2 separate regions of the Homo sapiens genome follow, and region 1 is linked to region 2. A link is a contact called in ENCODE Hi-C or POLR2A ChIA-PET data. All regions are on one chromosome and are shown on one strand. The core of a region is the stretch at or near the end of the contact, and the rest is flanking DNA. Distances in the headings are between cores, read along the strand shown.

Region 1 (3,443 bases), core at 840-3,339, 91 kb after region 2:
CCTCCTGAGCAATGTCAGGAGAAAACTGCCTTCTAAAATGTCAGTAATGGCAGATGCCCCTCCCCACACCAAGCTCGATTATTCCAAGTTGTCTTCAGACTGCTGTGCTGGCAGCAAGAATTTCAAGCCAGTGGTTCTTAGCTTGCTCGGCTCCATGGAAGTGGAACCCACTGAGCTAGACCACTTGGCTTCCTGGCTTCAGCCCCCTTTCCAGGGGAGTAAACAATTCTGTCTCACTGGTGTTCCAGGCCCCACTGGGGTATGAAAAAATACTTCTGCAGTTAGCTCGGTGTCTGCCCAAACAGCCCCCCAGTTTTGTGCTTGAAACCCAGGGGCCTGGTGGGAATCTCCTGATCTGCAGAGTGCAAAAACCATGGAAAAAGTGTAGTAACCCGGCTGGGTAGCACAGTCCCAGGTGCCACTGGGGGTATGAAAAAATACTTCTACAGCTAGCTCAGTGTCTGCCCAAACAGCCGCCCAGTTTTGTGCTTGAAACCCAGGGCCCCGGTAGGAATCTCCTGATCTGCAGATTGCAAAAACCGTGGAAAAAGTGTAGTAACCCAGCTGGGTAGCACAGTCCCTCATGGCTTCCCTTGGCTAGGGGAGGGAGGTTCCTGGCTCCTTACACTTCCCGGGTGAAGCAACGCCCCACACTGCTTCTGCTTACTCTCCATGAGTTGGACCCACTGCCTAACCAGTCCCAGTGAGATGAACTGGGTGCCTCAGCTGGAAATGCAGAAATCAACCACCTTCTGCGTTGGTCTTGCTGGGAGCTGCAGGCCAGAGCTGTTCCTATTCAGCCATCTTGGCCCCTCTCCCACCCCTTTTTTTGGGGAGGAGGGAGTCTCGCTCTGTCACCCAGGCTGGAGTGCAGTGGCCCAATCTCCACTCACTGCAACCTCCACCTCCCAGATTCAAGCGATTCTCTTCTCTCAGCCTCCCGAGTAGCAGGATCACAGGTGTGTGCCACCATGCCCAGCTAATTTTTGTATTTTTAGTAGAGACAGGGTTTCGCCATGTTGGTCAGGCTGGTCTCAAACTCCTGATCTCGGGTGTTCCTCCTGCCTTGGCCTCCCAAAGTGCTGGGGTTACAGGCGTGAGCCACGGTGCCCTGCCACCGTTTCAAATTTAAGCCTAATAATAAACAGTTAAGAAGTTGTATTTTGAGAAGCAAGCCCAAGTTTTAAAAGATATTATTTCAAAGTTTTATAAAAGTCAATATTTATTCAACAAAAGCCAGTATTTATTATCTTCCTTTTTTTTTTTTTCCTTTTAGACGGACTCTTGCTCTGTTGCCAGGCTGGAGTGCAGTGGCGTGATCTCAGATCACTGCAACCTCCGCCTCCCAGGTTCAAGCGATTCCCCTGCCTCGGCCTCCTGAGTAGCTGGGACTACAGGCATGTGCCACCATGCCCAGCTAATTTTTTGGCCAGGATGGTCTCAATCTCTTGACTATATTTTGTATTTTTAATTGCCATTAGCATATATCAACTAAGCGCTATATAGATGTCCTGATCGCCTCCAGTTTATTCTAATGAACTGCACAAAGATTAGCGTTTTTCTATGTGTGCCATGATATTAAAAAGATTGGGACATATTGGCATAGAATGTCTAAACAGAGAGAGAGCGAGAAATGCACAGGTGGATAAGTCGACATAAATGGGAGAAGGGCTTACCCATCCTGTGTGACTAGCAGGAAGAAGGTAATGAAAGTTATAGAATACAGGCCACTTTATACATTTGTGACAGAAAGACAAAGTAGTTGAAGATATTGGCAAGAGAATGGTTGAAATTATTGGCAATGGAATTGAAGCTAAGTAGGGATGAAAAGAAAACAATCAGATAGGGATAAAATTAAGAGTATCAAAGATCTAGTAGTCAGTATGATGCCAAAGAACAGGTATGTGCGGGATTACCTATGTGGGAGAGCTGAAAGAATATGATGTTGACTAGATGGTGGAATGTAAATATTTCATATTCAATGAATTTATGCCTTGGCCACAAAAAGCTTTGTTGTCATTAAAACAGAGGCGATGGGAAGTGAAAGGGAAAGTCATTTGCGACCCTGGGGTTTCTGAGCTGCTGTCTAGTTCAACAGTTTGATTTCCTCCAAGCCAGTGGAGTAGAGATTTGAGAATTTTACAAGAACTGAGATAGCCCTGTCTACATTATCAGAATCTAGTTCAGTTCATGAGTCACAGAAGTAAATATTTGTTCATATGTCAGATCTACTGTAGTTTTCAGACTTTTATCAAACTGCAGCACTTCTTAAAGATCCTCCAAAAAGCAGGCTTACCAAGAAATGTAAATTCCCTGGCAGGTTTTGCAGGTCATTCCAAAAAAGCATAGTTTCATGCAAATGAAGTTTCAAGACAATTACCTCCCAGCTATTTCTTGCAAATACATTGTCAATCCTGAGTCTTGTCTAGAGAGAAATCTTGCATCTGCCACTGTGTGAATTTCTTCTAGAAATAATTTATTCTTTTCTTTTTTTTGAGATGGAGTCTCACACTGTTCCCCGGGCTGGAGTGTGGCGCGACCTCAGATCACTGCAACCTCCGCCTTCTGGTTTCAAGCAATTCTCCTGCCTCAGTCTCCTGACTAGCTGGGATTACAGGTGCACACCACCACATCCGGGTAATTTTTTGTATTTTTAGTAGAGATGGGGTTTCACTATGTTGGCCAGACTGGTCTCGAACTCCTGACCTCATGATCTGCCCACCTCAGCCTCCCAAAGTGCTGAGATTACAGGCGTGAGCCACTGCACCCAGCCTCTTCTAGAAATGGTTTAAGAGGACTTCACAAATCCTGGACTCCCAGAATGTATCTTAATATATAGACTATTATTTTGAGGCATATTTTGTTCTTGTTTTCCTTTTTTCAGCAGAAGATGAAGAGAAGCATCAATAAAATCATGGAGCCCATGTGTCAGTATGAATATGAACCTAAGAAGAATCTATTAATACCTCTGAGATACTAAATCATATAAAGTTATAAAGTACCTAACACAGCATCCAGGACTTGGTTTGCATGCAGAAAATGTGAGTTCTTTTTTGTTTTTCTTGAAGATTTAAAGTACTAGAAAGGAGTTTGGAAAAGAGAGAGAGAGAGGTAAGCATAAAAGTGATATAGCCTATATTGTTAATTTAGAACCATTCCCGGTAAACTATTGCAAATAATTTGTCTAACTTTGTAATTAAAATTTAAAACAAAAAGTTTATTTTTAAGGGGAAAATAGGGCTTCCAGTGATCATTATTCCAGCTCTAATCGATGCTGTTGTGTAAATTATGTTATTTTTGTTTTTGCCTTAATTCCAGCTCTATCTCCAATATTCTGAGTATTGCATTCAAACACCAATCTGTCTACTTTGTTATAAATATGAAGAGTCAGCTCTCAGTCAAAAGTTAGAGGAGAGTTTTTTCCACGTCTAGGTGACTTTATA
Region 2 (3,332 bases), core at 758-3,257:
TGAACAAAACTGACACCATCTTGTTCTGAACCTCATGAAGATTACTCTGCAGCAGGGAAAATATGCTTTATATAAATGAACACACTAATAAGTACATAATGAGTTGTGATAAGTGCTATGAAGGAAAACAATAGTGTCCTGTGCTATGAAAAAGAAGAAAGGCCTGCCTTAGGCTGGGGTCAAGGAAGATTTTCCTGAGGAACAGTCAAAAAGAAGGAGTAGGAAAAAGCCAGGACAGGACCAATCGGGAGAGGCTGCAGGCAGGGGAGGGCCTCCAGTGGAAAAGAGCTGTGTGAATCTGAGAAACAACAAGTTGGAGGTGTGGATCGGGGAGGCGTGAGGAGGAAGCGGCCACAGGTACAGGGACCAATTCGCACAATAGGAAAAGGTGAGAAATGAAGAGGGCCTTCAGTGGAGATCCACAGCCTCTCTCCAAGTCAACACACTCAGTCAGTCCTGGCAGCTCAGCCCAGAAAACTTTGTCAGCCATGGCTGGGGTAACTGTGTCCAGAGGTGTTTGAACAAGAGCCACTCCATCTTGAATAGGGACTGAGTAAAATAAGGCTGAAACCTACTGGGCTGCCTTCCCAGGTGGTTCAGCATTCTTAGTCACAGGATGAGATAGAAGGTTGGCACAAGGTACAGGTCACAAAGACTTTGCTGATGAAACAGGACTCAGTAAAGAAGCCAGCCAAGACCCACCAAAATCAAGATGGTCATGAAAGTGACCTCTGGTCGTCCTCATTACTCATTAAATGCTAATTTTAATGCATTAGCCTGATAAAAGACCCTCCCACCAGGGCCATGACAGTTTACAAGTGCCATGGCAACGTCAGAAAGTTACCCTATATGGTCTAAAAAGTGAAGGAACCCTCAGTTCCGGGAATTGCCCACCCTTTTCCTGGAAAATTCATGAATAATCCACCCCTTGTTTAGCATAGAATCAAGAAATAACTACCAGTATAATTAGCTAAGCAGCCCACACAGCTGCTCTGCCAGTGGAGTAGCCATTCTTTTTTGTTGTTGTTCTTCTTGTTTTTTGTTTTTTTTTTGTTTTTTTTTTTTTTGAGACAGAGTCTGGCTCTGTCGCCCAAGCTGGAGTGCAGTGGCGCAATCTCGGCTCACTGCAACCTCTGCCTCCGGAGTTCAAGCGATTCTCCTGCCTCAGCCTCCCGAGTAGCTGGGATTACAGGCATAGAGCACCATGCCTGGCTAACTTTTCGTATTTTTAGTAGAGAGAGTGTTTCACCATGTTGGCCAGGCTGGTCTGAACTCCTGAGCTCAAGTGATCTGCCTGCCTTTGCCTCCCAAAGTGTTGGGATTATGGGCGTGAGCCACCGCACCCGGCCTGTTTTCTATACTTCCTTAATAAACTTGCTCTCACTCTACGGACTCACCCCGAATTCTTTCTTGCGAGAAGTCCAAGAACCCTCGCTTGGGGTCTGGATCGGGACCCCTCTCCGGTAACAAGTGATATCGGTATTAAAGGTACCCCCACATGTCAAAGGCTTCCCTCCACAAGTCAGAGTTGGGGAGGGACAGGAGGCAGCAGGGGACCGACAAAGAGCAATGGAAAGAGAAGGCCTGGGAGCCAAGCAGGCCTGGGGTTGACTCCAGGCTCCCTTAGTGGCCTGCACAACTCAGATGACCCGTCTGTGAAGTGCAGGTCACAGTGGGCACCACACACGGCTGCAGAAAGGAGTGCAAAGGTGATGCCCACGCCTGGCCTAGGGCGGGGGCGCAATACATGGCTGTTGCGGCTGTGATTGCTGGAGGAAGGGAGTCATTTGGAAGGCACAAAGGAACTAGAACCTACTCGGTGTCGGGACAAGCCTCAAGGATGGGGCAGGGGTTCCGGCAAGAGCTGGGTTCCAGCCTGGGTTGCCACCAACAGCGAAAGTGACTGCCAGGTGGCAGTAGGGTGACTTCACCAGCTTAAGTGCTTAGCGGGCAGGCGAGGGGGCGGAGCAAGAGAAGAAAACACAAAGGGCCGGAAGGAAGCCGGGGAGACAGGTGGGGTACTCGGGAAGCTGGAGCGGGCCGGCGGTGCAGTCACGGGGGAGCGAGGCCTGCTGGGCTTGGCAACGAGGGACTCGGCCTCGGAGGCGACCCAGACCACACAGGTGAGCCCCCGCCCCGGGGAGTGTTGACGGCGGGAGGGGGTGGCCTCGGGGGAACGCGGCGCCGCAGGGCAGTCCTTCGAAGGCCGCGCGGTGCAGCGGTGGCCGCCCCCCACTCTCCCCTAACTCGGACCCCGGCGGCCCCGGCACGGGCGAGGGGCTGGGGAGCTTGGGGTGGCGCTGGCTGCTTCTGGCCAGGGATGGCAGCGGACTCCAGTAGGCTGACTCCCGGCTTCCCCGACCGCATCAGAAAGTGCAGTGTCCCCCGTCCGCCGTCCAGCCCTGCAGGCGCCCCCCTCCAAGCCATCCTAAGAAGCACCCCCGCCCCCCATGCTGGGGCGCGCCCTCCTCCGCACATTCGTCGGTCAGCACCCACGAACCCACGGGTCCCTTCCCCACCACTGAGGAAACAGAGGGTCCCCGGACCACCCCAGCGTGGGGGGTGGGAGCTACACCTGCAAGGCAAGACCCTCGGAAGGCTTGCTTTTAGGTGCAGACTGAGGACTAAGTGGGTGCCAGGGGACCTGGCCACCGAAGCTGAGAGGTATATTTGCCTCCCAATATAGGGCAGCGGCCTAATGGCTAAGCAAAGATAATCTAATTTGGCGTGGTCAGCAAAGACTTCCTGGGAGTGCTCAGGAAATGGAAGGTGTGCAGGGGCTTTATGGACGTATCCCTCATCCTCATCCTCATCCTAGTCTTCATTCCTGCAAGAGCCCCTCACCATTGTTGTGTCCATTATGCCCAATTAACAGTGGAGAAAGCTGAGGCAGAGACGGATTAAGTCATTTGCACCAAAGGGATCGCAGGGGTAAAGAGTCACGATTTGAACTCTGGTCTCTCTGACCCCAGTACTTTCCCGTGCAGGGCACCGTGCTGCCCCTGTAATCACATTAGACACCTGTGATGAAACTTGGTGCGAGTACGGGTCCCCTTGGCTCAAATGCCTCAAAGTTTAGTAACTGATGTAGGAAACAGAATTGTATATAAGAGGTTCATTTTGCAGAAGAAAAGCAGAGGTAGAGGTAGAGTTCAGGGCTGCAGAATGCAGTGGCCACTGGGGGCAGGAGGAGGCTCAAAGTCCACCTGGATTATGTCCATCATTGCCAAATCCAGGGTCCACTTTTCTAAGCCATGTGATGGTGTTGATGATTCACTCCCTCCTTCAGAAATTCCCTCCCCTCTGTATCAGCTATTCCTTCTCAGTCATTT

What was found. A loop is a pair of places that touch in the nucleus more often than their neighbours do. ChIA-PET counts read pairs that join two places held with the same protein, here RNA polymerase II (POLR2A). Pooled maps may share reads with other maps.
Region 1: a pooled map shows a loop between it and region 2 (2.4-fold over the local background). The contact joins the enhancer-like site here to the promoter of OCIAD2 in region 2. A Hi-C loop is called at or near these places in 2 of 168 maps with a recorded cell type or tissue (CD4-positive, alpha-beta T cell and aorta) and 4 of 50 pooled maps. POLR2A ChIA-PET finds 5 or more read pairs at or near these places in 5 of 52 experiments (CD4-positive, alpha-beta T cell, H1, OCI-LY7 and 1 more).

The regions. Positions count from the first base shown.
Region 1 is chr4:48,814,362-48,817,804 of GRCh38, reverse strand. It overlaps a transcript of OCIAD1 not described here. Among named protein-coding and RNA genes, the nearest start is that of OCIAD1, 15 kb to the left of the region's middle. Within about 2 kb of position 2,089, at least 2 of the 41 ENCODE cell types and tissues checked have a DNase peak (open chromatin) inside an H3K27ac peak, as active enhancers do; they include OCI-LY7, where a contact is called at or near this core.
Region 2 is chr4:48,905,449-48,908,780 of GRCh38, reverse strand. It overlaps OCIAD2 (OCIA domain containing 2), which reads left to right and starts at 2,007. Exons shown (of 7, transcript NM_001014446.3): 1 at 2,007-2,123. RefSeq lists an enhancer at 1,700-1,779 and a silencer at 2,070-2,329.